2 separate regions of the Homo sapiens genome follow, and region 1 is linked to region 2. A link is a loop called in an ENCODE intact Hi-C map of the cell type or tissue named here. Cell type or tissue: GM12878. All regions are shown on one strand. Links, peaks and the distances in the headings refer to the core of each region. The heading gives the core; the rest is flanking DNA. Region 1 has its middle 390 kb from the start of LINC02655. Region 2 overlaps SH2D4B (SH2 domain containing 4B).

Region 1 (16,506 bases), core at 4,599-12,598, 440 kb before region 2:
GACAAATAATCTGTACAACAAACCCCCAGACACAAGTTTACTTATATAATCAACCTGCATGTGTATTCCTGAACTTAAAATAAAAGTTAAAAAAATTATCACTTTGAGATAATAATTTAATTTATAAAACTGTCCCCTAAAGATTTAACCAGCTACTGATACACTCAAATTCATTATATAGCCACTATCTAGCCAACACTTTGAAACAAAATGAATATTAAAAAATAGGAACCACACTCTTCTCACTTCTTTGCCCTTTCAATGAGAGATCCTGAGGGATACTTTCTATCATCATTTCAAAGACCCAAACTGCATAAATAAGAGAAAGAGTTTTACTTATCTAATAGTTAACTCAGTAAAATATATTCAACAGTATACACATAGACTGATTATATTGTTTGCAATATTGATCCTTTTTATGTAATCTTAATATAAGCATATTAAGTAGCTGGGGTTTAGACTGGGCCTTGAAAGAAAAGTGGCAAATAGCAAATAGAAAACATTTTCATTTAGTTAATGAAGGTGATATCTTTATTATTTCTCTTTTCTCTTTTGGATCTTTTAGTATTGTACTAGGAATATCAACAGCCAGAGAGGGAGCTATACTGTTTAGCAATCAAGACTTGATCTCATTTTGAGTAACATTATTTGAGCATAAAAGTAAGGATTTTCTTTCAAATATAGGCTTTTCAAAGATTTTCTCTATACTTTAGTGCAATTTTATTACATCTAAGGACGATGTTTCTCCTCTGCCCCAAGAGAAACAAATTTTCCATTTTATGAAGTCAGCGGGGAGCCAGACTCAATTTATAAAAATTAACTTCACAGGGAACTTTTCCTAAGACTGACTATTGCCACATGAGGAAGTTACAGTCTGGTAATCAAAGGCTCACTTGCAGAAACAAATTAACCCTCTAGCATTAAGATGCCAGTAAAAAACTGAGAAAAAGATGAACTGTACTTTCTCTGAAAAAAACAAGGATTCTCATCTGATTGAGCACCATCTTTACATTCAGGATAGTATTCCTCAAAATCAGTGTGAAAGATTAGCTTTTGGGAGTCCAGGAAGAACATATTATAACCTTTATTTGCATTTACTTCTCATCACATCCCTTGTATCTACAGAACAACAATGGGAGAATTTTAAATAGTTATCACCTAATGTAAACGGGAATCTTGATTAAACCATTGCAGTGGCAAATCATTTCACCATATTCATGGGCTATAACATTTCTGAAAGCTTTAAAGAAATGAAATACAAAGAAAAGGCTTTGTATTTTGCCTTGAAAATAAAAGTGTAAGAAGAAAGCAAAATAAAAGGTCTTTTTTTAATCCTACAGAATAATTTTCCTATGTCATGAATCTATTTTATAACAAATTATGGAAACTGTTAATTCCATGTTTCCTTACTTTTTATGCACACATTCTTTTAAAATATGTAATATAATTAAAACAGAAGTGCTTATTACAATATGGCATCTTAAGATTGTTGCAGGCAGATGACAATTATGATGTAGTTGCCATTTCTTTGGCATGAGCAAACATGAAAAGTGGCAACATCAGCTTACTGGGAGAGAACTCCGAGATAATAATGGGGTGTTCGCTAGAAAAATGTTGCCCATGAATTTGATAACTCTGAGTTAGAAGGTAATTCAGGAAAGTCAGATGCTAGAAGTGAAGAAGCTTCAGAATAGGGTAACTCATTTATCTCACTTTTACTTTCTTTTTTATGCATGTACAAGAGTGACATACAATAAAAGTCTATAGTTAAGTAACTATAAGATTTCCTCCAATAAGTAGAAAACAAAAATTTTAAGTGATAAGGAAGCATTGTATCAGTTTTATTGGCAGCATATTTTCTTTCTTATTAGTACCTAAAACAATGACTGTACAATGAACAATACCTTAGACAGATTCAATGAAATATGATACGCCCACTATAACACACATGCTCTAGGTTATAAGAGAAAAACAGTCTTGGCATTTGGTCTTCATCTTTTGCTTTTCTTCTGCTCTTTTCAGTGTCAGTATGTGTATGTTAATATAAGCCCCCTCATGCTGCTCCTTATGGCTCTATTTCAAGTACTGGGAAATAAAATAAACAGAATAAGCTATCAGACTCCCCAGTAAAAGGCAGAGATAAATAATGCTAAAAGCAGGCAATATGCATACTTACATAATGCAAGCAATATCAAAAAGAATACCACAAAGTATTTTGAAATGGAACATAAACGAAGTCGTAAGTGGAATCTAAGGTACAACAGAAAAGATGTATTTTACAAGAGATTTGGAAAGTATTATCATAGAAGTGAATGTCTTTAGGAAGATAGTGATTGTTGCAGATCTTAAGGGTATAAGAAAAGAATATCTTATAGCTGATGTGAACAACAGCCTGCAAATTCTGGCATGCAAGCTTTCATCATGATTTGGGGAAATCACTTCCAATCATTTTCCAGTTCCCAAGCTAAATGTGCTGGGCTTGTTCTCGAGGCACATTTTAAAGGTACTGAGGACACCATTCCAGTCACCAGCCATCTGTCCACACTGGAAACCACCAACATATTTATTGGCTTTGCACACATAAGGTTCCTTCAGTGGTTCTGGTGCTCCTTTGACACATTTGGGACACAGATTCTTAGGCTGGGCTGTGAATACTTGGGCTCTGAGCCCAGCAAACTTAATATTCATCCTAGCCAACCAACAATTTCCCACCTTCCTGGTGCACAGCCAAAACGCTGAGCACTGTTCTCGGCTGCTCATATCCTTCTCAGGCTGGGGAAGAAAACTTGACTTTCTTTCTCATTTTCCTCAGTCATTCTCTTTTACTCAAACCCCTCTGGGACACCTACAGTCTCTCTTCAAATGGTTTGGGCTTTTACAAAAGACCAGAGAATCTCAGATTTACACAGATGCTGAATTATAAAAGGGCCCTGTAGCTGCTTAAAAGGAAAGGGATGCTAAGGAGATATATAGGGAAGACACACACCAATTACAAATTATGGTGCCACATTTATGCCGGCATCTCTTACCTTCAGCTGTGCATTTCCTGGGTAATGTCAATTAATCACAACAGTAGCCAAGAACAGCACAGTCCTGTTGCAGTAATCGCCTGAAATGCACTTGCTCACAGACTACAAAGCTGCCCAAGTCACTAAAAATACCACTGGACCATTGTGCTTATTACCATAGAGAGTGATACATCATTGAAATATTTTGAAAATTTTTAAGTTAGGAGATATTTGTTAGGTATTGTCGAAATGCTAATCTTGTCTTTTTAAATCCTAGAAGTCAGTCTGTACTTTGCATCATTTTACCACTGTGATCCTGAAGTGAAACAACCATGGCGAAATAGTGCAGTGGAAGGAAGTTGTAGAATGCCAGTTTATGAGTTTGTTTATTCTGCAGAAATTTTACTGCTGCTCAAACTGACTGCTTCTTTAGTGCCTTAAAGCAAACAGCATAATCTGTGGACTCAAGATCAGAACAATAAACTTCACTGAATTTATAGGCTCAGGAGAACAGCATTCAATAGGGCCTTTTATTATGACCCTATCCTGACAATGTTTTTCTGACTTTCATTGCTTCAAGAATTCATAGGAGAAATGGCAAAGCAGTATGTTGTTTTGAGTGTGAGCCCTACCCCCACTGTTAATCACACCAAATATTGAAGAATACAACTCAGATAGGAGAGCACTACACAGTGGGACCTCTAAGGTGGGTGCAGAAAATTGTTCTGCTTCATGTTAACAAACACATTTTGAAAAATGGAGATGTAGAGCCATTTAATCATAATGCTCAGCTTTCTCACTTACAGACCTTGCATATTAGAATTATTACTCATCACTGGGGTGTTGATGGATGACATATACAGGTGAGTTATATAAGGACATAGAAACCAGCATAAAGAGGGCAGGACAGTGCAGTTTAGAGTGGTTTTCCAGATTTTATATAATTTCGTACAAAGGAAACCTTTTAAAAATCTCACTTTTAATTAATTAATTAATCTCAATTTCCATTAATTATTTATTAATTTAATATATAATCGTATTAATGTTATGTTATGTAATTATATAGCAAACAATAGAAATGGACAGAAGAAATAGGTAAGATAAAAATAAATACAAATATATTTCTAACGATTTCCACTGGTGGTGTTCACTGGCTTTGTAATCATGGAAACCCAAGTTGGAGTTTTCCTGATGCTATTAACAATCCGTACGAATCTGAGCAATTTTTGTAAGTCCTCTTGGCCTTATGGGGTTAGTAGTTAGCACAGGTTGTGGGCCCATAGCACAAGCGGCTATCATAATGATGATGATGATGATGATGATGATGATGATGTTTCTGGTTATCATTACCTTCCAGAGATTAGATAAACGTGGGAAGGATAGTCAAAGAACAGCCATAACTCCCCGCCTCCACCACCATCAAGGGGTTTCTGACTTGATCTTAAATAACTTTATTGAGAGGGAAACTTTGCCTTCCAACTCTTTTGCTTTGAGAAAAATTACAGGTTGAGATACAGAGTAATTTCTTTGTCCTCTTGTTCGTAATCATTTCTACAAAAATATGCTAAAGATTTAGGATTGTGGGAGTAAGGCAGGAAGTTGCTGTCTGGGTCTTTAGCCCCTTTGAAATGAAGTTAACACTGGAAGGAGAGAATGCTCTGGTAAACCTGAATATCAATTTGCAGATAATTGACATCTCTCTTTTACTGACTCAATCCATAAACACAGTATGTCTATTTAGATTTTTATTTGTTAGTTTCTAGTATCAGCATTTTGTTTACAGCATAAAGGTCCTGGACATGTTTTTTAGGTTTTCAACTAAGTTGTGTGTGTTTTGTTTGGTTGGTTGGTTAATGATGAAATGGTATTCTAACTTCAGTTTCAACAGGTTCACTGCTAGAATATAGAAATAGAGTTGATGTTTGCATGTTGATCTTGTGTCCTGAGACTGCTGAACTTATCTAATTAATTCTAAGAGAGTTTGGTTAATTGAATTTTCCACATTCATGCCATCTGCAAACAGGGGCAGTTTCTTTTTTTTTTTTTTTTTTTCCTTATCTGTATGCCTTTTTTTTTTTCTTGCTTTATTGTGCTGGCCAGAAATTCCAGCATGACCACTGAATAGCAGTGGTGAGAGCAGACATTCTTACCTTTTTTTTTTCTGTTCTTAGGGGAAAAACATTTAGTCATAGTAATTAACTATAATGTTAGCCGTTAAGTTTTTTGTAAATATTTGTTATCAAGATCAGAAAATTGACCACTATTTCCAGATTTCTGAGAGTTTTTGTCATGAATGGGTGTTGAATTTTGTCAAATGCTCTTTCTGAATCTGTTGATAAAATCATGTTATTGTTCCTTGGCCTGTTAATATGATTTTATTGATTAATTTTACAATATTAAAACAACCTTGACCCCTGTAATAAAGCATACTTGGTCATAATGTATAATTCTTTTTATATATTGCTAAATTCACTAATGTCTTATTAAGGATTTCTGCATTATTTTTGAGAGGGATATTGATCTGTCATTTTCTTTTTTTAATCTGGTTTGGTTTGGTATCATGTTGTGCTGGTCTCATAAAAGATTATTCTCTTTCTGGCAGAGACTTTGTAGAATTGATGTTAATTCTATTTTAAACATCTGGTAAAATACTCTAGTAAAACCATCTAAACCTGGAGATTTCTTTTTGAGGGGTGTCTACTTATGAATTTAATTTCCATAATAATTACATGGCTATTTAAATTATCCATTTCATAATGAATGCATTGTGGTTGTTTGTGTTTTTAAGGATTGGTCCATTTTTTCAAAGTTGCTAAATTGATGGGTGTAAAGATGTTTACAGTATTTCCTTACTATTCTTTCCATTCCTTCAGAGTCTGTGGTAATATTTGCTATTTCATTCTTAATATTAGCATTTTGTGTCACCTTTTTTTAGTCATGCTAGAAGTTTGCAAATTTTATTGATATTTTCAAAGAAGCAGCTTTTTGTTTCACTGATTTTTTAAAAATTTTTTGTTTTCAATTTTGTTAATTTATAATTTTATCTTTATTATTTTCTTCCTTCTGCTTGCTTGGTCTACTTTGACTTTTTTTTTAAGTTTCTTGAGGGACTTAGATTATTGATTTTGGAACTTTACCCTTTTCTAATATAAGCATTTAGTCCTATGAATTTCCCTCACAGCATTGTTTTAGCTTAATACCACAAATTTAGATGTTGCATTTTCATTTCTATTCAGTCCAATGTATCTTTTAAATTTTCCTTTAAGACTTCTTCTTTGACTCATGGATTATTATGTAGTATGTTGTTTAGTTTCCAAGTGTTTGGATATTTTCTCATTGTCTTCCTGCAACTGATTTCTAGTTCGATTCCATTGTGATAAAGAAAGCAGTCTGTGTGGTTTTAATTCCTTTAAATTTCTCATTGTTTGCTTTATGGCCAAGGATATGTTCTATCTTGGTAATATGTTCTGTGGTAATTTGAAAAGGCTGTGTATTCTTCTGTGGTTGAGTGGAGTGTTCTATAAATGCAATTAGACCCTGTTGGTTGTTGGCGGCATCTGAACTTGTTCCTATATATCTTTGCTGAATTTGTGTCTAAGTTGTTTAATTAGTTATTGAGAAGGGATTTTAAAGACTCCAACTATAATTGTAAATTTGTCTATTTCTCCTTTAAGTTATATCACTTTTTGCTTCATATAGTTTGTAGCCTTTATATTAGGTGAATAAACATTAAGGATTACTATGTCTTCTAAAAAGATTGACCCTTTTATCATTAAATAATATTCCTTTCCATCTTAGACAATTTTCTTTGCTCTGAAGTCTACTTTATCTGATATTAATACAGTTACTCCTGCTTTCGATTAATGTTTGCTTGTTATATTGCTTTCACCTACTTATGATATTTGAAATCAATGTATTTAAACAACATACAGTTGGGTCATTTTTTTGTTTACATCCTGTTAATCTTTGTCTTATAATTGGTAGACTTAGACCATTTATACTTAGTGTAATTATTCATATGTTATGGCAAAAATTCATCATTTTTTAATAAACTTTTAATGTTAGAATAGTTTTCTATTTGCCAAAAAAGTGAAGATATTATATATACTCAACACCTGTTTCCCCCTATTATTAACATCTTACATTAGTATGACATGTTGGTTATAATTTGTGGATAAATATTGATATATTCACATTGGTGAATATTAAATAAAGTCCTTTCTCTGTATTCAGTTTCCTTAGTTTTAATGTTATTTTTCTGTTTTAGGATGCCATCCAGGAACCACATTACACTTAGTTGTTACGTTTCCCTAGGCTCCTCTTGACTGTGTCAGTTTCTCAGACTTCCATTGTTTTTGGTGTTTTTGACAGTTTGAGGAGTACTAGTCAGGTATTTCGTAAAATGTTCCTCAATTTGGCTTTGTCTGACATTTCTCTCAAGATTAGACTGGAGTTAAGAGTTTGGGGAAGGAAGACCACAGAAGTAAGCACCATTCTTATGACATCATATAAATGGTACTATCAACATAATTTGTCACTTTTAATGTTAACCTTGGTCACCTATGAGATAGTGTTTTGCATGTTTCTAAAGTGTAAACTCGTTCTCCCTGCCTGACTTCCATACACTACTCTTTGGAAGGACATGTGTGTCCCTCATACTTAAGTAGTAAGGAATATGCTCCACTTCCTTGAGGGTGAAATATCTATATAAATTTTTAAAATTCTTCTGTATGAGACATTTGTCTCTTCTCCACTCATTTATTTAATCGTTATTTACATCAGTATGAACTCACTATTATTTATTTTATACTTTGATTTATAATTCAATATTGCTTTAATTATGTATTTACTCAGATTACTCTAACTTTGGGCACTGGAAACATTTTCAATTGGTTCTTGTGTTCCTTTGGCATACTCATCATTGTGAGTTCATTGTTGTTGTTGTTGTTTCCTCTAGTTGATTTTTGGTTCTGCCTGAATTGTTCATCTACCCACATTTTTCTGCATCTGGGGATGATGCAAACCAAAACCAGAACATAACCACATTTTTCTTATTTCCCCTGAACCTCTCAGGAGGCTATTGTATATAGTACAACATTTCTGCAGATGCCATGGTAACAAGGATAGAGACTTCACAGCCCAGCGTCTGTCACACTGCTTCCCACGCTGTTCTTGGGTCACACCTACTATGGGGAATTTTTCAAGGTGGAAATCTCTTATAAAGATCTTGCCCCAACCTCCCAACCTCGCCAGCTGCTAAGGCTCCCAGAGTCTCCTCACATTTCCCTACAACTCCATCTGCTACCCACTCCCAAAACGTTAGATCTTTCAGACCAAGTTTCCACATCCCCACCCTCAGTTCACACCTTCTGAGTGCTGTCTTCCTCCCATCTGATGCCACCTTCCTCTAGAACATTCATAGGAAAGGGGGCTTGTCATCTCATGTGCATTCCAGTGTTTAAATTAAAATGCTGAATGATGGTTGTATAAATCCTCATAATCACAGTACTAAGCTCTTAACAAGCAGCTAAAAACACTCTAACTACTCTGTTGAATGGTTATGTTTTTCTGGCACCTATACCCCACAGGTATGACTGTGAGTACACTTCTTCTAGGACCTTGGCCCTGCCGGCATTGCCTCTACCCTAGCACCCCCATCAGACATCCATCCCCCCAAAAATGGCTGCACAGATGGCCATTTCTCTGTCCAACACAAGAATTTCTCTCCTTTGTGTCCCTTTCCTGCAGCTTGGCCATGTACCTCCTATCGCCACAGGGCATTGCCTTGAAGAGGCTCCATTCCAGTGAGACACACCTGGGTTGAAATCGCAGCTCAGAACTTCACAGTTGTGTGATCTTAGCCAGGTTCCATTTCCTTCAGAGCTTGAATTTTCTCATCTTTGAAACAAAGTGCCTCTGCTTTCGCCGTGATAAGGTAAGACTGTCTTCTATTCTGCTCTGAAACTTCATGATACACAGCTCAGCATGACAGCTTGTTCCACATGTTGAATAGCCACTGACTACTCACTCTTCTCTCTCTGCCCTGTGAACAGCAAACCCACCTCTCACCTGTTCCAACTCTCTCTGTACCTCTACTCTTCAATAAGCCACCCCAAACAACATGTCATTCCCCAAAAGGCCTTGACACGGGGAGTCAGTTGCTCTCTAAAATATTTTTCCTTTCCTGCTGGACAACCTGGAAAAATATAAACCTCCCTCCATCTGAAGTTCAAACATCACATTCACCTACTCACCTTCCCTGAAGTACCCACATATTCTTCTCATAAGAAACTAGTATAGACCCTATGACTACAAGAACCTCCTTAAAACATGATGCTGAGATTGGACTTCAATTGATTCCATCACCCAGGTACTGAGCATAGTACCCAATAGTTAGGTTTTCAATCCTTTCCCCTCTCCCTCCTTCCTTTCTTTTGGAGTCCCTAGTGTCTATTGTTGCCATCTTAATGTCCATGAGTACCCATTGTTTATCTCCCACTTATAAATGAGAACATGTGTATTTTGTATTCTGTTTCCATATTAATTCACTTAGGATAATGGCCTCCAGCTGCACCCATGTTGTTGCAAAGGACACAGTTTCATTCTTTTTTATGACTGCATAGTGTTCTGTGGTATATATGTACCATATTTTCCTTATCCAATTCACTGTTGAAGGGCACCTAGGTTGATTCCATGTCTTTGCTACTGTGAATAGTGCTACAATAAACATATGAGTGCATGTGTCTTTTTGGTAGAACAATTTATTTTTCTTTGAGTATAGACCCAGTAACAGGACTGATGATAGTTCTAAGTTCTTTGAGAAATCTCCAGAATGCTTTCCATAGTTGCTGAACTAATTTACATTCCTACCAACAGTGTGTAAGAGTTCCCTTTTTTTCCACAGCCTTGCCAGCATCTGCTGTTTTTTTCACATTTTATTACTAGCCATTCTGACTGATGTGAGATGGTATCTCACTGTGGTTTTGATTTGCATTTCTCTGATGCTTAGTGATGACGAGCATTTTTTCATACGCTTGCTGGTCGTGTGTATGTTTCCTTTTGAGAAGTGTCTGTTGTTTCTTTCGCCCATTATTAATGGGATTATTTGGATTTTGCTGATTCAATTGTTTAAGTTTCTTATTGATTCTGGATATCAGACCTTTGTCAGATGCATACTTTGAGAATATTTTTCCCATTCTGTAGATTGTCTGTTTACTCTGTTGATAGTTTCTTTTGCTGTGCAGAAGTTCTTTGGTTTAATTAGGTCTACTCGTCAATTTTTGGTTTTGTTGCAATTGCTTTTGAGGACTTAATCATGAAATCTTTCCCAAGGCTGATGTCCAAAGTGGTGTTTCCTAGATTTTCTTATAGAATTCTTATAGCTTGAGGTATTACATTTAAATCTTCAATCCATCTTGAGTTAATTTCTCTATATGGTAAATGGTAGGGGTCTAGTTTCATTCTTCTGCCTATGGCTAATCAGCTATCCAAGCACCATTTATTGAATACAGAGTCCTTACCCCCACTGCTTATTTTTGTCAACTTTTTTTGAAGATCAGGTGGCTGTAGGTGTTCAGTGTTATTTCTGGGTTTTCTATTCCATTCCATTGGTTAATGTGTCTATTTTTGTGCCAGTACTATGCTGTTTTGGTTACTGTAGCCTTATAGTGTAGTTTGTAATTGGGTGGTATGATGCCTCTAGCTTTGTTTCTTTCTTTTTGTTTTTTGGTTGTTTTGTTTTGCGTTCTGCTTAGGATTGCTGTGGCTACTTGGGCTCTTTTTTGGTTCTATATGAATTTTAAAATAGTTTTTTGTTCTAGTCCTGTGAAAAATGACCTTGGTAGTTTAATAGGAATAGCATTGAATCTGTAGATTGCTTAGGGCAGTATGGCCATTTTAACAAGATTGATTCTTCCAATCCATGAACATGGAATGTTTTTCCATTTGTTTGTGTCATCTATGATTTCTTTCAGCAGTGTTTTACAGTTATTTTTGTAGAGATCTTTCGCCTCCTTGGTCGGATGTATTCCTAGGTATTTTTTTGTGGCTACTATATATAGGATTGCATTCTTGATTTGGCTCTCAGCTTGAATGTTATTGGTGTATGGAAATGATACTAATTTCTGTACATTGATTTTGTATCCTGAAACTTTACAGAAGTCATTTATCACTTCCAAAAACCTTTTGGTAGAGCCATTAGTGTTTTCTAGGTATAAAATCATATCATGACCAGAGATAGTTTAAATGCTTCTTTTCCTATTTGGATGCCTCTTATTTCTTTCTCTTGCCTAATTGCTCTGGTAAGGACTTCCAGTACTATGTTGAGTAGGAGTGGTGAGAGCAGGCATTCTGTTCTTGTTCCAGTTCTCAAAGAGAATGCTTTGTTTTTGCTCATTCAATATGATGTTAGCTGTGGGTTTGTCACAGATAGCTCTTATTATTTTGAGGTTAGTTCCTTGGATGCCTATTTTTTTAAGAGTTTTTAGCATGAATGGATGTTGGATTTTATTGAAAACTTTTTCTGTGTCTATTGAGATGATGATATAGTTTTTGTTTCTAATACTGTTTATGAGGTGAATCCCATTAATTAATTTGCATATATTGAACCAATCTTGCATCCCAGGAATGAAGATGCCTTGATCATGGTTCATTAACTTTTTGATGTGCTGCTGGATTCAATTTGCTTGTACTTTGCTAAGGACTTTTGTGTTTATGTTTGTCAGAGATATTGGCTTGTTGTGTCTTTGCCAGATTTTGATATCAGGGATCACAGAATGGGTGGCTTCATGGAATTAGTTAAGGAAGTATAGCTTCTCCTTGATTTTTTGGAATAGTTTCAGTAGGATTGGTACCAGCTCTTCTTTCTGTGTCTGTTAGAATTTGGCTGTGAATCCACCTGGTCTGGGGCTTTTGGGGGTTGGTAGGTTTGTTTTTGTTTTTATTTTGAGACAGGGACTTACTTTGTTGCCCAGGTTGGAGTGCAGGGGCACAAACATGGCTCATTGCAGCTTCAACCTCCTAGGCTCTAGCAATCCTCCCAACTCAGCCTCCCAAGTAGCTGGGACTACAGACCCATGCCACCAGGCCTGGCTAATTTTTGTATTTTTTGCAGAGACAGGGTTTTGCCATATGGCCCAGGCTGGTCTCAAACTTCTGAGCTCAAGTTATCTGCCTGCCTCAGCCTCCCAAAGTGCTGGAGTAACAGGCATGAGCCACTGTGCCTGACCAGGTATTTTATTACTGATTTAATTTTGGAACTCAATGTTGGGCTGTTCAGGGTTTCCATTTCTTCCTGCTTCAATCTTGAGAGATTATTTCCAGGAGGAGTTTATCCATTTCCTCTAGATTTTCTAGTTGTGTGCATAAAGATGTTCATAAGCATCTCTCGTGATCTTTTGTATTTCTGTGGGATCAATTGTAATGCCACCTTTTTCATTTCAGATTTGGCTATTTGAATCTTCTCTCTTTTCTTCTTTGTTAATCTACCTAGCACTCTTAGATCTTCTTTATCCTTTCAAAGAACCCACTTTTGGTTTCATGTATTCTTTCTATGTATTTTGGTGTCTCAATTTGCTTAAGTTTCACTCTGATATTAGTGGGGTTTTTTTTCTTCTAGTAGTTTTGGTATTAGTTTGTTTTGTTTTTCTAGTTTCTCTAGGTGTGAGGTTAGGTCATTCATATGAGATCTTTCTGACTTTTTGAAATAGGCATTTAGTGCTATAAACTTTCTTCTTAATACTGCTGCATCCCACATATTTTGGTATGTTTTGTGTCTGTTTTCGTTTCAAATAATTTTTTATTTCTGCCTTAATTTTGTTATTCACCCAAAAGTAATTCAAGAGCAAATAAGTTAATTTCCCTGTAATTGTATGGTTTCAAGAAATCTTCTTGGTATTAATATATATATTTATTTATATTCTACTGTGATCTGAGAATATGGTTGGTATGATTTCAATTTTTTAAAATTTATTGGGACTTCGACTTCCTTTACGACCAAACACGTAGTCCATCTTGGAATTTATTCCATGTACAGATGAGAAGAATATATATTCTGTGTTTGATGGGTGGAGTCTTCAGTAGATGTCTATTAGATCCAATTGATCAAGTGTCACATTCAAATGCAGAATTTCTCTGTTAGTTTTCTCCCCTTGTGATCTGTCCAATGCTGCCAGTGGGGTGTTGAAGTCCCTGACTATTATTGTCTGGTTGTCTAAGTCTTTTCATAGTTCTAGTAGTAATTGTTTTATGAATCTGGGTGCTTCATTGTTGGGTGCATATATATTTGGAAGAGTTAAGCCTTTTTGTTTAACTGAACGCTTTATTATTATAGAATGCCCTTCTTTGTCCTTTTTCACTGTTGTTGGCTTAAAGACTGTTTTATGTGACACAAGAATAGCAAACCCTGCATTTTTATGTGTTCCATTTGCATGATAGGCCTGCTCTAACCCTTTACTTTGAACCTAGGTGTTGTTATATGTGAGATGGGTCTCATGAAGACAGCAGATGGGTGGGTCTCATTTTTTTTATCTAACTTGCCATGCAGTGACTATTAAGTGGGGACATGTAGACCATTTACACTAAAGGTTAATATTTTTATGTGAGGTTTCTGTCTTCCCTCATTTCCTGGATTGCTTTAGAAATTTCTTTGTGCTGATTCCCAACCTTGTCTTAGATCTCATTAAACCTACTTGCAGTCTGATATGGTTTGACACTGTGTCCCCACCCAAATCTCATCTGTAGCCCCACCCAAATCTCATCCCATAATTCCCACATGTTTTGGGAGGGACCTGGTGAGAGATGATTGAACCATGGGGGCGGGTCTTTCCCGTGAATGGGTCTCACAAAATCTGATGGTTTTAAAAACAGGAGTTTCTCTGCACAAGCTCTCTCTTTGCCTACTACCATCCACATAAGATGTGACTTGCTTCTACTTGCCTTCTGCCATGATTGTGAGCCCTCCCAACCATGTGGAACTGTAAGTCCATTAAACCTCTTTCTTTTGTAAATTGCCAAGTCTCACATATGTCTTTATCAGCAGCATAAAAATGGACTACTACAGTATATTGGTACCAGGAGTTGAGTGTTGCTGAAAAGATACCCAAAAATGTGGAAGTGATTTGGAGCTGGCTAACAGGCAGAGGTTGGAACAGTTTGGAGGGCTTGGAAAAAGACAGGAAAATGTGGGAAAGTTTGGAACTTCCCAGAGACTTGTTGAATCGCTTTGAGAAAAAATCCTGATAGCAATATGGACAATAAAGTCCAGGCTGATGTGGTCTCAAGTGGAGATGAGGAACTTTTTGGGAACTGTAGCAAAGGTGACTCTTGTTATGTTTTAGCAAAGAGACTGGTGGCATTTTGCCTCTGCCCTAGAGATTTGTGAAGCTTTGAACTTGAGAGAGATGATTTAGGGTATCTGGTGGAAGAAATTTCTAAGCAGCAAAGCATTCAAGAGGTGACTTCTGTGCTGTTAAAGGCATTCAGTTTCAAAAGGGAAACAGTATAAAAAAAATTTGAGAGGTGCATTAACATTTGGAAAATTCACAGCCTGAGAATGCAATAGAAAAGAAAATCCCATTTTTTGAGGAAATATTCAATCCAGCTGCAGAAACTAAAGAGGAACTGAATATTAATCACCAAGACAATGGGGAAAATGTCTCCAGGGCATGTCAGAGACCTTTGTGTAAGCCCCTTCCATCACAGGCCCAGAGGCCTAGGAGAAACAAGCGGTTTTATGGGCCAGGCCCAGGGTCCCCATGCTGTGTGCAGCCTAGGGACTTGGTGCCCTGTGTCCCAGCTGCTCCAGCTGTGGCTGAAAGAGGCCATTGTAGAGCTCAAGCCATGGCTTCAGAGGGTGCAACCCTCAAGCCTTGCCATCTTCCATGTGGTATTGAGCCTGTGAGTGTACAGAAGTCAAGAATTGAGGTTTGGGAACCTCCACCTACATTTCAGAAGATGTATGGAAATGTCTGGATGCCCAGGCAGAAGTTTGCTATAGGGGCAGGGTCCTCATGGAGAACCTCTGCTACGGCAGTGCAGAAGGGAAATGAGGGTTGGGAGTCCCCACACAGAGTCCCTACTGGGGCACTGCCTAGTGGAGTTGTGAGAAGAGGGCCACTGTCCTCCAGACGCCAGAATGGTAGATCTACTGACAGCTTGCACCATGTGCCCGGAAAAGCCAACACCAGCCCCTGAAAGCAGCTGAGAGGGAGGCTGTACCCTGCAAAGCCACAGGGGTGGAGCTGCCCAAGACTATAGGAACCTACCTCTTGCATCAGCATGACCTGGATGTTAGACATGGAGTCACGGAACATCATTTAGGAGCTTTAAGATTTGACTGCCCCATTGGATTTTGGACTTGCATGGGGCCTGTAGCCCCTTTGTTTTGGCCAATTTCTCCTATTTGGAATGGGTGTATTTACCCAATGCATGTACCCACATTGTATCTAGAAAGTAACTAACTTGCTTGTGATTTTACAGGCTTGTAGGTGGAAGGGACTTGCCTTGTCTCAGATGAGACTTTGGACTGTGGACTTTTCAGTTAATGCTGAAATGAGTTGAGACTTTAGGGGACTGTTGGGAAGGCATGATTGGTTTTGAAATGTGAAGATATGAGATTTGGATGGGCCAGAGGCCGATGATATGGTTTAGCCCTGTGTCCCCACCCAAATCTCACCTTTAGCTCTCATAATTTCCACGTGTTGTGGGAGGGACCCAGTGGGAGATGACTGAATCATGGGGATGAGTCTTTCCTGTGCTAGTCTCGTGATAGTGAATGGGTCTCACAAGATCTGATGGTTTTACAAATGGGAGGTTCTCTGCACAAGCTCTCTCTTTGCCTGCCATCATCCACATAAGATGTGACTTACTTCTCCTTGCCTTACGCCATGATTGTGAGGCCTCCTGAGCCATGTGGAACTATAAGTCCATTAAACTTCTTTCTTTTGTAAATTGCCCAGTCTTGGGTATGTCTCCATCAGCAGCATGAAAATGGACTAATACACCATTCATGTTTTGAATTCTTCATCTTTCATTTCTGAGTTTCTATTTTCATGAGGGACCATTGCTGGAGAGCTTGTGTTATCCTTTGGTGGTGGTACTACTTTAGATTTTTCATGTTGCCAGAATTCTTACTCTGGTTCTGTCTCATCTGGAGATGTTAACACTTTCAATTTTTGTAATTATTTTCATGCAGGTAGGATTTTTTTCCCTTTCTCTCTTTCCTTATATTATTGTTTCCTTCTTTCCATTTCCCTTTCTCCCTATGTAGTGTACCTACAGAGAATGCTGAGTAGGGTCTTTTGGGTTTGTTTCTGTACCCCTATACATGTTTGTTGGAAGGTTTTATATTGGGCTATGAAATTTGACCTACAATCAGTAGACAGTGCCATGCTGTACCACAATCTATGCAGAGGAAGAGTGGGGAGGGTCAGGCTGCTGGTCCAGACAATTGGGTGTTCCAAATGTCTGGATTTCTGCCTGCGGGTAGAGATGAAAAGGC
Region 2 (16,506 bases), core at 3,345-11,344:
AGCCTCTTCTTCCACATTTGCATCCCCCAAAAAATAGCTGTGCTCGGTGGAAAAACTCCTCTAGTTTCTAGGACTCGCTTTCCTTAGAAGGCAATAGGAAGTTATATGTAACAGCAAAAAATAAATTCACTCACTCTTGTCCCTCTGTTTCTAAGCAGTCGATTTGAATTCGTTTCTAAGCAGAGAGTTTCTAAGCAGGGAATCTGACTCCCCCAGAATATAAATGCTACATTTATATACCTTAAAATTTTGATCATTCTATATAAATTAGACAGTTTTCACTTCTTTTTTCTTTTTCAGCTAATCTATGGCATTTTCCCTTGTTATAAACCCTTCAAAGGAGTCACTTTTATTTTCAGAAAACATTCCAGTGAATTGACTTAACCAAAATTCACTGTAAACAATTACATTGCTTCTGACTTTTTGCCATTATTAATAATGCTATGATAATCATCTTTGCGCTTTTTCCAATTTGCAGATAATTTCCTTAGTATAGATACTGGCACTGAAATTACTAGCCAAAGTCATACCAGCAGTAAAGAGTAGGGCCTGGGTAAAAAGATATGTGAGCAGCTTGTATACTGGTCCACAAGAGCTGACTGTTAAATTTTCAGGAATTTTCTAAGCCAGTTGTTAAACACAGCCATCATTAAAAGATAAATGTAACAGGCCGGGCACAGTGACTCATGGCTGCAATCCCAGCACTTTGGGAGGCCGAGGTGGGCGGATCACCTGAGGTCAGGAGTTCAAGACCAGCCTGGCCAACATGGTGAAAACCTATCTCTACTAAAAATACAAAAAATTAGCCGGGTGTACTGGCGCGCGCCTGTAATCCCAGCTACTTGGGAGGCTGAGGCAGGAGAATCACTTGAACCTGGGAGGCAGAGGTTGCAGTGAGCCAGGATCGGACCACCACTGCACTCCAGCCTGGGTGACAGAGTGACTCAGTCTCAAATTTTTTTAGAAAAGTTAAATCTAATAAATGTGCAATTAAATAAATTTTATTAAAATAAGGATAATAAATACTCAAAACTAAAAAAAAAAAAAAAGAGTATAAATACTAGATGTGTATTCCACGAGGCCACTTGGCCCAAAGCCTCACTCCTGAATCTGAACCTCTCCTCCCATCAGCGGCATGCATCTGCTCTTAGCACAAACAGATGAGGTGTGCTGACAGGCGCCACAGAGGTGACAGCAGTGAGGCCATGGGCACCCGTCCCATGGGGCGGCTATAGGAGAGAGGCTGGTAGGAGGGCCCTCTCACTGCCTGGGCCTGCTGCCCTGTATGCACAGCTGCTTGTCCCCTTTGAGGCTCACTCTGGATGAGGCCACTGCTCCCCTATTGGCTGCACAAAGCCAGCCCAGAGCCAGGTTGCACCATGGTCCATGTGGCTCCATCAAATGGGCCTGAGGGACAAATTCTAGGTTTCTTTTAAAAAGCATAGATGAGGAGATGGCTTTTCTAACTATGCCCCCAAATTTAGAAAATATAAAAGAGGTCGGGTGTGGTGGCTCACACCTGTAATCCCAGGACTTTGGGAGGCCAAGGCAGGTGGATCACCTGAGGTCAGGAGTTCGAGACCAGCCTGACCAATATGGTGAAACTCTGTCTCTACTAAAAATACAAAAATTAGCCGGGTGTGATGGCACGCACCCATAATCCCAGCTACTCAGGAGGCTGAGGCAGGAGAATCACTTGAACCTGGGAGGCGGAGGTTGCAGTGAGTGACCGAAGATGGTGCCATTATACTTCAGCCTGGGAGACAGAGTGAGACTCCGTCTCAAAACAAAAAAGAAGATATAAAAGAAAATTTGACCTTGTAACAATCAAGAATTCCTGCATGACAAAAAATTTCATATGAAAATCAAAAAATAAGTGCCAAACTGAGAAAAAATGTTTATCACAGACAAAAGAATCCTCTTCCCTAATATGTAAGGAGTTCTTAGAACTCAATAAGGAAAAGACAACACAATAAAAAGATCATTTACAGCACATTGTATAGAATACTATGCACCTGTTAAAAAAAAAGCCTAAATAGATAATATAAGAATTGATATGAAAAGCCTTCTAAAAACTAGTTAAATGAGGGGAAAGCAATCAAAGTGCAGAACCCCATGCATAAAATGCAAACTTTTCCACAAAAAAAAAAGAGGAGGAATAAGGCCTTTCATGACGGTAACTGCAAAAACAAAGTGAGTGGATACATAAAAAACGAAGAACAGAGCCGGACGCAGTGGCTCACGCCTGTAATCCCAGCACTTTGGGAGGCCGAGGTGGGCAGATCACAAGGTCAGGAAATCGAGACCATCCTGGCTAACACAGTGAAACCCCATCTCTACTAAAAATACAAAAAATTAGCTGGGTGTGGTGGCGGGCACCTATAGTCCCAGCTACTTGGGATGCTGAGGCAGGAGAATGGAGTGAATCTGGAAGGCGGAGCTTGCAGTGGGCTGAGATCACGCCACTGCACTCCAGCCTGGACAATAGAGCAAGACTCTGTCTCAAAAAAAGAAAAAAAAAAAACTAAGAACAGTAGTGACCTCTGGAAGAAGGGGGAGTGGAGTAGATGGAGGGAGAGAGGGAGTCAGCCATTTCTCAGTATACCTTTTTAAACCTTCTGGTTTGGGAATCTTATACTTGACAAGAAAGGAAAGGGTGGGAAGGGGGGAGGGGAAGAAATGAAGACATCAACTGTCCCTAGACTGCAGGCAGAGGCAAAGCAAAACTCAGACACCCCTTCATTATCTGGGGGTGACTGGACTCTTCTGCAGATTACCTGAGGTTAAAGGAGCAGGCAGGTGCTCACCACCCAGCCTCTGGCCCTCCTGGGGACAGTGGTTGTTCAACAATGATGAGGGAAGGAGGGCACCCAAGAGGAGAGAGGCCAAACCTTGGGGTGGCCTAAGGTGGGGGCAGGTAGAAAGAAGAGAGGTTCCCTGCAACCTCCTAACCTTTGGTCCTGGCAATTTCGGACAGTCACCTAAGTGCCCTTGCCAAACAAACCCTCAGGGGACACAAATGTGTGTGAGGACCCGCCTGCAACCAACCATGCTAAACTGCAAACCTACTATTCCAATTGGAGAAAAACTGGCTTGCCTGGGGCTCCGACAGGCAGCAAGCCCTGGTGTCCAGGCTGCCCGGCCATGCTTTACCCATCTGAGGTCTCACTACAAGTTCTTAGCCGGAGGCCCTTAGAGTCTCAAATTGTATGCAAACATTCTAGATCTTTATATATGCATATTTGAGGGGGAAGAAGGTACACCGCTTTCTTCAGATTCTCAAAGGAATCCTTGACCTTAAAAAGGTCAAAGCTCCCAGAACTCCAAAGTTATTACAAATCTCCAACTCCCACATCTCTCCTCCCTCTCCTACCCTAGACTAGGGCTGAAGTCCAGAGGGGAAATGCTAGCCCCAAACTACACAGCAAATCTGGGGCAGACCCGGGACGGGGACCCCGGTGTCCCATGCCCTAATCCAAGGCCCTTGCCCCAACCACACCAACACGGAGCCTGGACCCACCTGACCGGCAGGGCAAGGGGCTGCGGCAGACCCGGGTCGGGGAGGTGGTGGTAGAGTCTTGCCTCCTGCTCATGGCTCTGGCCAAGCTCCCGGAACATGGAGCTGAGGCCAGCGACCGTGCCCTTCTGGATAGCACGGAGCGAGTGGTGTCGGTACTCGTCCCGGGCGCGCTGGGCTCGGCGGCTCCTCTCCTCATCAGCCGCCTTGGACCGGCGCACTGGAAAGAGGAAGACAGCACGTTAGCCCAGATCCGCAGCCCAGGCGGTGCACTGCGCCAGCTGGGACAGGAAGTATTTGGTTGGTGCAAAAGTAATTGCAATGTAGTGGCAAAAAATCGCGATGACTTTTGCACCAACCTAATAGTCCAGGAACCTCAGGATTCACCTGGCTGCAAGGAAGCTCAGAACCCAGAATGACAGAGCAGGCCCCGCCCAGCCCTAGCAGCACCCCTAGGGCAAGCCTGTCCCTACAGAGGTAAAGATACCCTGACGGTTTAGGGTTGTCTGGTTGTTCCTGTGACGCCATTCCAGAATGGCCAAGCCACCTTGGGGTGGAAATTTCCATCTCCCTATCTATTTCTTCCTGGGAGTGCCCTGCTCAGAGCAGCTCCTCAAATCCTCTGCCCACTCAGCTCACCCGTCAAGGTGGCCAGCATCTCCAGACACTACCACCGTCACCCACATTGACAATGCCAAGCCCTGGGCTTGGTGCCTTCCCTGCATTATCTCACTAAGGGACTTCCCCCAACCACCCAGGCAGGGAACATCATTATTTCTGCTTTATGGGTGAGGAAACCAGCCTCTGAGAGGTTAAGTAACTAGCCCAAAGTAAATCAGCTCATAAGGAGCAGAGCCTGGACAGAAACCCAGGTGTGCCTGGCTCTAAAACCCACACTGTTCTTTCCACCCCGTGGTCCCACCACTCAAGCAGCTACCTTCGATTTAAAACCCTGTGTATCTGACACCAGAGCTCTTTCCTACTAAAAAACAAAGGAGCATTTAAAGACCATCTGGCCCAACCTCCTCATGTTATTCATGTGGAAACTGAGGCTCAAGGAAGGACAGCAATTTGCCCAACTGGGTTAATGGACCAGGCCAGAAACTGTCCTTCCTGCTACCACAAGATGAGTTGTTGGAAACACTGGTGTCCCAGTTCTGGAACCCTTTCTTGGTTTCCCATGACCTTGAGAGCTGGTAGGTGACTGTGTGGGCAGGGAGGGGGAAGAGGATCTTCTGCTAACTCTAACAGCTTACGAGACTCCAAGACACCCCGCTCTCTAGCCCTCTGTCTTCACATACACATATATTAATAGATGTGTATATATTCATTTTTTGAGATAAGGTCTCACTCTGTCACCCAGGCTGGAGTGCAGTGGTGCGATCACAGCTCACTGCAACCTCAACCTCCTGGACTCAAGCAATCCTCCCACCTCAGCCTCCTGAGTAGCTGAGAGTACAGGTGTGCGCCACCATGCCCATCTAAGTTTTTTAATTTTTTGTAGAGACAGGGCTTCACTATGTTGTGCAGCCTGGTCTTGAACTCTTGTGCTAAAGCAATCCTCCCACCTTGGCCTCCCCAGAGTACTGGGGTTATAAGAGTGAACCCCCACGCACGACCTCTTCCATCTTTTTGTGCTCCTCAAGGAAGGGCCCTGTCTCAGCCAAGTGGCCTTGAAAAGATATCTGTGCTTCTAAATCTCAAATGGGAGTTCTGGGACCTGGAAAATGCCGGAAAGGGAACAAAACCCATTAGAGGCAAATTCTGGAATTAAAACCAATTATTTTGTAGTCTCACTGCATCTTGGCAGGCCCCTATCTGCCTCTAAAATCCAACTATTTTGCAAAAAAACCTCTTGCTGGCCTTGTTCTTCTAATTGCACCAGGCTAATGCCCCAGCCCTAGTGAGTCACCTTCTCTTCTCAGAGTAAAATCTTAGTTTCTTTCTACTCCAGTGCCACTCAAGACATGCATAGCAGGCACCTACCAAGAACTGCACTGTGAGTATTTGCAGGATAAAGGTCAGTAGACCTGTTCCTGAAAGAAAGCATTTCTACTTCACAAGTTGTCAAAGAACCCTTTCTGGGAACAGAACATCTCCCAGATCTGAAGAAGGCAGCATGAAGTCTGTCCCTCAGAAGGTATTTATGGAAGTGCCCCCATGGGTGTCCCATACAGAATATCCACTAGGCTGTGAACTCCACGAGGGCAGGTGGAGAGTTTGCTTTGGTCTATTCATTGCTATATTCTAGTGCCAAGAACACAGTCGGCAGGCGATACGTATTTTTGTATGACTGATTGGACTCAATTTAAGTATTTAGTGCTGCACTAGGCCCTGAGTTGGATACAGAGATAACAGTGAAGCAAATCCTTCTTTCAAGGCACTCAGGGGCAAGTTGAGAAAATAAGACCAACAAATATCTCTAGCATAATGAAGAAAGTAGTGAGCATCATTTAAAAAAGAGACCAATAAAGTATTGTCAGAGCTTAGGGGCAGCAGCCTCGCATTCTGCTGGGGAGCCAGCAGCCATCACAGGAAATAATTTGACTGGGTGTGGGAAGATCAATAAGAGTTTTCCAGAGAAAGAAAAGGGAAGAGGCCATTCCAGAGAGAAAACTGAGGTTTCAGTGGTTTGTCACTCCTTATGTTACAAGACTCCAAGACACCCCTCTCTCTGGCCTTCCACTTTTTGTGTTCCTCAAGGAAGGGCCTTGTGTCTGCCAAGTGGCCCTGAGAAGACATCCGTATGTTGCGGCTTCTAAAACTCAAAAGGGAGGTCTGTAAGTTCCAGACCCTAAGAACACCATGATACCAGCCTTGTATTGTGACGAAAGGCTCCAACAAGGTCAGGATGCCCCGGGATGGGCTTTGCAGACATTTGACTGCAAACTAAAAACTAGAAGCTCGTGCCCTACAAGGACCGTGACTTTTGGAAGATTACAGCCCCTGAGAGACAGTGACATTCAGTGACAGACAGGCAGGCAGGCTACAGAAGGAAATCGTATGCAGACTAGGGAGCCGGGTTTTTGGAATTCAGACAGGTGGGGCCTTGAGCCATTTGTCACACAAAGATTAAACCCATTCTCCTAAAGCCCAGCTCTAATCTTACCATTCTCTTCCTCAAAAGCCTTCAGTGGCTCCCACTGCACACAGAAAATACAAACACCTTGGCCTGCCAGGTAAGGCCCTGAGAAGTGCCCTGCCTACTTTCCTTACTTTCTCAGCTCAGTGGGCTCCTTCCCCAGCACACACACACACACACACACACACACACACATGCCACTCTGCACTGTAGCTCCACCACGCTCCCACCAAGCTACAAACCTGCCTCTGTGCAGCTGTGTTCACCAACTCAGACCAACCGGGTCAGCTCAGAAATCTCAGGCCCACCCTACTCCCCTGCCCAGACAGAAAAAGCTCAGTGTCCTGTAGAATTCAGATGATCCGGTTACATCCTGCAGAGAAACTCCATGCTTCAAAGCAACATTAATTTGTAGTAATCCCTTGGGTGAATAGAACAATGTCCCTGAAAATTAATGAACCATCCTATAATATGGGGAAAGAAATCAGTAAAGATTTGAATTGTATGTGAAAGTGCATGTGTTTAAATTCTGCTCCGTGTGATCTTGGGCAACCTGAATTACCTTATCTACACCTTCTTTCCTTGTCCATAAAGTGGGGGCCTGACTGGGTTGCTCTGAGATGTAAATGGGACAGTACATGGCGGGCTTGGAAAGCCCTGGCATGGGCTAGGTTTATTAAATATTATCTGTTATTGTCGTGTTTACTGTGAGATAAAGAAGCTGAAATGGCACCTTTAGAAAGGGTCCATCCCTGAGTGGAGGTGGGGAAGTGATGTGGGAGCAGAGGAGATGTGTGGAGTCAGGGTCTCTTGTCAGAGAATGGAAAAAACAAGTGTGAGCAGGAAAAGCCTCTGACCCCTAGGGAGGGAAAACAGGCAGCCGAGATGCTGAAGGGTATCACACAGGCCTTTTGTGACTCGGCCTGCTGGAGCCATGGTCCCTTGGTGGAAGAATGGGTTTGGCACTCAAGACGAGGTAAGCAAAGTTCGACAACAGCTAAACTTGGGCCAAGGGAAAGGGCTCTCTCAACCCTTATCCAAGGCTTCTGAGGTCGGCAGCCAACCACCCTTGTGGTCCTGAAGCCTGCGGGCAACGCCTGATGGCTGCCAACAGTGACCCCCTGTGGCCTCCAGGAGCCACTGCAGGAGTTCCTTAAGACCAGAGCACTTCACACCCATGTGAATGTTGTAATGACTCAGCTTTGGGGAACCATAAAGCCCCCAGGGATTCCTGAGCTAATTCAAGAGGAGAGAGGACCCTAAGCAGGACACTAATCGGCCACATGGGAGCTCAGGCTAGCATTATTCTGAGTTATAACACCAAAAATATGTGGCACCTAGAGTTCAAGGAGAGTTTCAAGTCAGTTATGTCCAAGGAGAAACTGCACGATGTCCCATCCCATCAAGGGATAGAGAAAGCCCTTCTTCTGTCTTCTCCTTCAGCTGTCCTCCCAGCCCAAAATTCTGCTGTGCCCACTCCACTCCCAGCCCAGACTCTACCCCCACTAGCCCCTTCCGGCTCTACCTGTCTCAAGCCTACAGCATTTTAGTATCACTGACCCCGACTCTGGTGCGCACTCCTTTTTAAGAAGAAAGGAAATGGAACCCATATCACTGGACCCTGACCTGGGCCTGAGCCCACGTTTCCCACTCCGCTCTGTCAAAAACCTGGCAAGAAGTGAGACAACCAGTGTGCAGATTGTTGGTTAAAGGCCACAACCAGAATGACACAGGTCAAGGAGCCACAGGTGAACACAAGTCCCTCTGACAACTCCAAAGTCCTGCTTACATTTCTAACCTAGTAACAGTAGCAATGATAAATGTCCAGTTTTTACAAATAATATCATTTCTCAAGTCAGGCTAGCTCATCTCTAAATCTCTGGGCAACTAGATGTTATCTAACTCCACACTCCTACAAGTTCACAGTTGAAAAACTATGAAATGAATTTCTGTGCCTGATGTATTCAGAGAGTCTCAGAAGCCAGAGCTCTGCTGAATAACTGACTGAATTCTCTGTTGAACTGAATAACTAATGGTATTCAAGTGATACTAAATGGGATAATTTCCCTTTTTTCTAACTTGGAAAATTTAATTTGGGTGTTTTATCAAAAACTGCTGCTCCCCCATAGATTAATGGCCCACTATATCTTTCATATTAAATTAATTGAGTGCAGAATGGTTTTGTTGAATGTGAATGACAGGCTCTGGAGTTTAACTCATCATTCTTTAAGAAAGGCTAAGATGAGGAACTAAAACCACAGGGCCTGAATGATCACATCTTTTCTGTTTTCAGAGGCTTTCCCATTTTCAGTTGCCACACCGTACATTAATGAGCAATCAAGCAGCTCCTGGGCCAGACGATTTCCATTCTCCATCCCTAATGAGAAACCAGCCCTGCTCTTAACTTTCCGTCCCATTGTGTAGCTAAAAAAGAAGAGCACTTCATGAACACAGACCTTTACAACTTAGAAAGCACTGTTACTTCCTCTCTCTCATTTCACCCTCCCAACAGGCCTCAGCTCAACATGATTAACCCCATTTTACAAATGAGGAAACTGAGCAACTGAGCAAGAGCTTGCTCAAGGCCACACTAGTAAGTGGGCAGAGCTAGCACAGGACTCCCAGTCCAGTGCTCCTTCCCACACACTGCAGTAGCTTCGGGTGACAACTTTGTAATGGTTCACGATTTTTTGTCAGTATAAACCTTTGCTCTGCCTCCTCTTTCCACCTGCCTCCTCTTTCATCCTGAATTTAAATGAATGCTTTTTAAACTCTTTCTCATCTTATCTTTCAAGCCTCATTTTTCATCACCAGAACCCCAGGCTGCCACCACACTGCAACACGTGCCATGACCTATGCACACAATGATCTTGCTTTGCTCAACACAGTTCCCTCTGCTATGACACCCTGTCCCACCTTCTTCGCCCACCCATTTTCCCTGAACCAAATGCCATTTCCTCTGCAGGGCCTTTCCAAATGCTCTCCCTTCTGAAAGGGATTCACTCTCTCCCCGTGTATTTTATTTTATTTTATTTTATTTTATTTATTTTTGAGATGGAGTCTCGCTCTGTTGCCCAGGCTGGAGTGCAATGGCACGATCTCAGCTCACTGCAACCTCCACCTCCCGGGTTCAAGAGATTCTCCTGCCTCAGCCTCCCAAGTAGCTAGGATTACAGGTGCACACCGCCATGCCTGGCTAATTTTTGTATTTTTAGTAGAGATGGAGTTTCACCATGTTGGCCAGGCTGGTCTCAAACTCCTGACCTCAGGTGATCCACCTGCCTCAGCCTCCCAAAGTCCTGGCATTACAGGCATGAGTCATTGTGCCTGGCCTCCCCATGTATTTTATACAAACCTATGTTGGCACACCTACCTATTGAACTGTAACTCGGGCATGTAAGCCTCTTTTTCCAGGCTGAGATTTTGAGGGGAGGAAATATGTCTAATACAATGGTTGGCATACAGTAGGAGCTCAATTGATGTACAATTGTCCCTCGGCATCCTCAGGGGATTGGTTCAAGGAAACCCCTCCTCCACTCCCCATCTCTCATGAATACCAAAATCTGCGAATGCTCAAGCCCCTTTTATAAAATGGTGTAGGGATTGCGTATAGCCTATGCACACCCTCCCATATACTTTAAATCAGCTCTAGATTACTTATCATACTTAATACAATATGAATGCTATGTAAATAGTTGCTATACTGTATTTTTATTTTTATTGTTATGTTATTTTTTATTGTTTTTTTCCAAATATTTTCTGTCAGAGGTTGAGTGAATCCGCAGATGCAGAACCCAAGAATACCGAAGGCCAAGCGTATACTGTTGCTCCTCAGTCTTAACTGGGTGCAGATGACAAGCATCTCCCCCAAGCGGCAGGAGGAAGCATTGCAGGGAAACGTTCTGCGAGTAAGATCAATGTTGAGCTACGCACCAGCACTGAACTTCAGTAAAGATAGAGCCTCCATCTGCCTTTATTCTGTTATTTCAAACAAACTTGTTATAGACTGTAATGTCTGCTTAGTGTTCCCGCAACCTCAGCCACCCCTCGGCAGTCCTTGGAATGCCCAGCAGTAACTCCACAGGACGGAACCCATGAGGAACTACCTGTGCATGGACCCCTGGAGGCCTGTGAGGCCAATGACCAAAGACATCCCTCCTACAGGCTGCTTTTGGAGATACCTAAGCTGCAGGCCAGAACACTAGGCCAAGAGTAAGGAAAAAGAAAAGCCTTCATTTGCGCCTGATGCCCCGACCTCCCTATTGAGTCTGAGCCTGAGATTCCTTATCAGTACACAGTAGAAATGCCAATGCTCTGCTATGAGGCTGTTCTCGGCTCATGAGCAATGACTGTCCTAAGGCTTTGTGAACTCTCAGGGTTTGGGGCATTCAGATGAATTTAGTGAGGGCACAGTTTTTAGCAGTATTTGGCAATTCTTAAAACAACTCCAACCCATGTGTGAATGGGCATGAAATAGTTCAACAGCAGCTGCCCAGACGTTATCAATGAGCAAGGGGAACACTCTCTCCTGAGCGTATGCCCCTGAGGCATCGCCTAGGAGCTTGCCCCAGATAAAAAATGAGCTTTGACCACAATGTTGCATTTGTATAATTTTAACTCTGAAAGGAAGAAGTAACTGGTAACAGTGAAACCCAGGTCCCAAGGCTGGAAGAGGTCAACAGAGAAAAGGAGGCATGGTCCTGAATATAAACAGACCCCACCCACATTTCCCTCCCCAGCCCAAGGACACACCAATACCCAAGTAACAAGGAATGGAGACTTAAAAGCAAAATCCCACTGTAATTTCAACTGCATACACATGCATTCCATAATGTGATTCCATTCTCATTCCAAATAGAGAGAACCAATCATTTTCCATCTCCCATAAACCAATGATAGGACTACTCCCTGAACACGCTATTAAGGAGGGATTGAAGAACTGGGTGGACTCGCCACTCTGGTACTCCAGGAGGAGAGGACAGAGGAGTCTGTCCCCTGCTTACACTGCTGGAGTGGGCCTGAGATTTGACTCTTATCTGAATAGCACAATCTCTTAGGCTTTCATTGATTCAAAGAGCCTCTGAGTGCAGCAGTCACTCAGGTAGGAAGGGAACTTTCCTTAATAGAAAAAATAATCTCAAGCTAAAGGCAGCCACTAGGCCAGGGCAATAGTGTTGAAAATATATTACACACAGCCCAAAGGGTTTCACAGAGGGGTCCCTGAAGCGGGGAAGATTCAGGGGACCAGGGACCATGGGCCCCCTCACTTTCCTCACCCGGGCCAGCTGCTCACACCTTCTTTACCTAGTGGGCTTCAGCATAAACATATGTGAAAACAGCAGCCATAAGGGAGCTTGGAGAGCAAAGACAGCCCAGTTTTCAAGCTCTTTTGTAAATACAACAGTAAGTCCCTAGGAGAGAGAAACAGAAGACCTGGTTGAGAGATGAGGCTTGCACTGCACTGTGCTGGCATTGCTACTCTGAGGCATCTGCATACAGGATAATCTCTGTTCTGGGCCTGGGCACACAGCCCTTGGTCTGCCAGGGCCCAAGAGACCTAAGAAAATCTGATTGAGACATCAATGCTGAGAAGCAGAAGGAACACTGGTGTCTTAAAAATTGCAACTGCCTCATGGTGCAAAAATTGTACAAAATAAAAATTAAATTTTAAATTTTTTTAATTTTTTTTTTAGACGCTGTTTGGTTTATTCCTTTTCCAGCATTTGATTACATGCTAGGTCACTGGGAATAAAAAAAGATTCAACACAAAATTAAATACTTTCCACCCATCCACCTTCCCAACTGCCCAGTTATGGCCCCAGATTTGTCCCAGAAGTTCTGGGTGTTTTAGGACTGGCACCAAATTAATTATATGTCAGCTTAAAAAGGTATCAGTGGAAAAGGTGAATTAAGGTCCTCTGAAAATCCTCTCTTCCATAAAACAATGAAAACACTGGAAAATCCTCAGAGCCAACTTTCTCAGATTGTTAGAAATTAACCAAAGGCCTACAGGAATTCAGTGAGCATTTATTCAAGAGAAAAAGGTTCATAACAAGTGAAGAGACTAAATTCGTAATCAAAAAAAATTCCCGTAAAGAAACCCGAGGACTAGATGTCTTCACTAGTGAGTTATACTAAATATTTCAAGAAAAATTAATTCCTCTTTACAAATTCATCATGAGAAATAGAAGAGGAATGAACACTTTCCAACTTGTGCTTTGAGGCTAGTATTACCCTGACATCACAACCAGACAAAAACATCAAAGAAAATAAAACTGCAGACCAATATCTCTTATGAATACAGATGCAAAATCCTCAACAAAATAGTAGCAAATGGAATTTAGCAACATATAAACAGGATTATATGCTATAAAGAAGTGGGATTTATCCCAGGAATGTGAGACTAGCTCAGTATATGAAACTCAGCCATGGAATGCACCACGTTAATAGAATAAAGAACAAAAAACATATGATCATCTCAACAGATGCAGAACAAGCATTTGATAAAATCCAACACCCTTTCATCATAAAAACACCCAACAATCTAAGAAAGCATGGAACTTCCTGAACCCAAGGTTATGTATGAAAACCCACAGCTAACATCATATTAAATGGTGGCTAACATCTGTAATCCCAGAACTTTGGGAGGTCGAGGTGGACAGACTTCTTGAGCTCAGGAGTTTTAAGACCAGACTGGGCAACATGGCAAAACCCCGTCGCTAAAAATATATATATATAAATTAGCCAGATGTGGTGGTGTGCATCTGTAGTCCCAACTACTCAGGAGACTGAGGTAGGAGGGTCACTTGAGCCTAGGCAGTTGACGCTGCAGTGAGCTGAGATAATGCCACTGCACTCCAGCCTGAGTGACAAAGTGAGACCTTGTCTCAAAAAAACAAAACAAAACAAAATAGTGAAAGACTAAAAATTTACCTCTAAGATGAGAAACAAGAGAGGGCTGCCTTTTGCCACTTCCATTCAACATAGTATTGGAAGTTCTAGCCAGAGCAATTAGGTAAGAAAACAAAATAGAAGGAATCCAAACTGGAAAGGAAGAAGTAAAACTATCTCTATCTGCAGATGAAATTATCTTGTATGTAGAAAATCATAAGGAATACACAAAAAGATACATTCCAGCTAATAAACAAGGCTAGTAAGGTTACAGGATACAAGATCAATATACAAAAGTCAATTGCATTTCTATGCACTAGCAATAAACAATCCAAAAATGAAACTAAGAAAACTATTCTATTTATAATAGCATCAGAAAGAATACGCCATTAGGAATAAACTTAGCAAAACAAGGGCAAGGCTTCTACACTGAAAACTATAAAATATTATTGAAAGAGATTTTTAAAGACTTAGATAAATGGAAAGACATTCTGTGATCATGAATTGGAAGACTAAATATTGTTAAGATAGCAATATTCTCCAAATTGATCTACAGATTTCATGTAATCACTATCAAAATTCCAGCTACCTTTATTGCAACAATTGACAAGCTGATTCTAAAATGGAAATGGAAATACAAAGGACTCAGAATAACCAAAATAATCCTGAAAAAGAAGAACAAACATGGAGGTCTCATACTGCCCAATTTCAAAATGTACAAGAAAGCTACAGTAATCGAGACTATGTCATACTGGCATAAGAAACAGACATATAAATCAATGGAACAGGATTGAAAGTACAGAAACAGGCCAGGCATGGTGGCTGACGCCTGTAATCCCAGCACTTAGGGAGGCCAAAGCAGGCAGATCGTTTAAGCTCAGGAGTTCAAGACCAGACTGGGCAACATGGCAAGACCCTGTCTCTAATAAAAATACGAAAAAAAAAAACTAGGCATGGTGGTGCATGCCTGTGGTCCAGCTACTCAGGATGCTGAAATGGGAGGATAGACATTTGAGCCCATAGGGCAGAGCTTGCAGTAAGCTGAGATCACACCACTGTACTCCAGCCTGGGTGACAGAGTGAGACTCCATCTCAAAAAAAAAAAAAAAAGAGACAGAGAGACAGAGTACAGAAACAGACATATTTTTGGTGAATTGATTTTCAACAAGAGTTCCAATACCATCCAATGGAGAAAGAATAGTCTTTTCAACAAATGGTGCTTGGACAACTTGGATGGCCATATGAAAAAGAATTAAGTAGGAACCCTACCTCACACAAAAATTAAATCAAAATGGATCAAAGACCTAAATGTAAGGGCTAAACCTATAAAGCTCTTAGAACAAAGATAGGTGTAAGCCAGTGTGACCTTCCTTGGATTAGGCAATGGTTTCTTAGGTAAGACACAAATCATAAACAACCAAAAAAATGGATACATTGAACTTCATCAAAATTAAAATTTTTTGTGCTTCAAAGGACTATCAAGAAAGTGAAAAGACAACTCCAAAGAATATGAGAAAATATTTGCAAACCATATCTCTGATAAGAAATTAATATCCAAAATATATAGTGAACTCTGGCAACTCAACAACAAAAATTCAAAAATGGGTAAATAATTGGAATAGACATTTCTCCAAAGATGATATATAAACAGCCATAAAGCACATTTTTAAAATGTTCAACATCATTAGTCATTAAGGAAATGCAAATCAAAACCACGATGAGATGTCACTTCACACACACTAGAAAGGCTTTTATAATAAAAAACACAAAAAATTACAAGGGTTGGCAAGGACGTCAAGGAATTAGATCCCTCATACATTGCTAATAAGGATATAAAATGGTGCAGTCACTTTGGAAGACAGTGTGGCAGTTAAGAGGTGAGACCTTTAAGAGATGATTGGATCATGAAGACTCTGCCTTCAAGAATGGATTAATCCTTTCATGGATTAATGTATTAATGGGTTAATGGGTCATCATGGGAGTTGGTTAGCTATCAAGAGAGCAGGCCTGTATAAAAGCCAGTTTGGACTGGGCATGGTGGCTCACACTGTAATCCCAGCACTTTGGAAGGCCAAGGCAGGTGGATCACCTGAGGTCAGGAGTTCCAGACCAGCCTGACCAACATGATGAAACCCTGTCTCTACTAAAATTACATAAATTAACTGGGTGTGGTGGCACACACCTGTAATCCCAGCTACTAGGGAGGCAGGAGAGTTGCTTGAGCCTGGGAGGGAGAGGTTGCAGTGAGCTGAGATCACGCCACTGCACTCCAGCCTGGGTGACAGAACAAGACTCCGACTCAAAAAAAAAAAAAAAAAAAGCCAGTTTGGCTCTTAGTGTACCTTCCATCTCCATGTGATGCCTTCCACTGCCTCGGGACTCTGAAGAGTCGCCACTAGCAAGAAGGCCCTTACCAGACTCAGCCCCTCAATCTCAGACTTCCCAGCCTCCAGAACTATAAGAAATAGATTTATTTTCTTTGTAAGTCACTCAGTCTCAGATATTCAGTTATAAAAATAGAAGACTAAGATACCATATGACCCAGAAACTGCACTCCTAGGCATATAGGTAATACTCAAGAGAATTGAAAATATATGTTCACACAAAAACGTGTACATAAATGTTCATAGCAACATTATTCAAAATAGCCAAAAAGTGAAAACAACCCAAATGTTCATCAACTGTTAAGTGGACAAACAACAATGTGGTATATGCGTACATTAGAATATTATTCAATCATAAAATGGAAGGAAGGAATGATATCTGCTACAACATGAATGGACCTTGAAAACATTGTGCTAAGCAAAGTCAGACACCAAAAGCCACATAATGTTTTGGTGTCTGACTTCACTTAGCACAATGTTTTCAAGGTCCATTCATGTTGTAGCATGTCCATCATAGGCAAATCTAGAGACAGAAATTGATGAGTAACTTCCAGGGATATGGTGGGGGAAGGAGTAACTGCTAATCGGTACAGAGTTTCTTTTTGAAGTGACAGAAATATTCTGGAATTAGT

What was found. Hi-C counts contacts between places; a loop is a spot of excess contacts. Peaks named below come from ENCODE experiments on the same cell type or tissue, not always from the same donor. Only the 100,000 strongest peaks of a DNase experiment are listed, where the experiment ranks them.
Region 1: it touches region 2 in a loop (2.2-fold over the local background); 1 of 110 quality-filtered maps calls a loop at or near these places.

What each region holds. Positions count from the first base shown.
Region 1 is chr10:81,028,057-81,044,562 of GRCh38, reverse strand. No RefSeq gene overlaps it. Among named protein-coding and RNA genes, the nearest start is that of LINC02655, 390 kb to the right of the region's middle. RefSeq lists an enhancer at 15,007-15,508. In GM12878, for the core only: no CTCF peak of the experiment used is centred there; DNase peaks (open chromatin) are centred at 8,092, 8,940, 10,058 and 12,592; H3K27ac peaks cover 1,272 bases.
Region 2 is chr10:80,590,810-80,607,315 of GRCh38, reverse strand. SH2D4B (SH2 domain containing 4B) reads right to left here. Exons shown (of 8, transcript NM_001388272.1): 5 at 3,521-3,737. Among named protein-coding and RNA genes, the nearest start is that of LINC02655, 51 kb to the left of the region's middle. In GM12878, for the core only: CTCF peaks have their summits at 7,724 and 10,469; DNase peaks (open chromatin) are centred at 7,795 and 8,965; H3K27ac peaks cover 477 bases.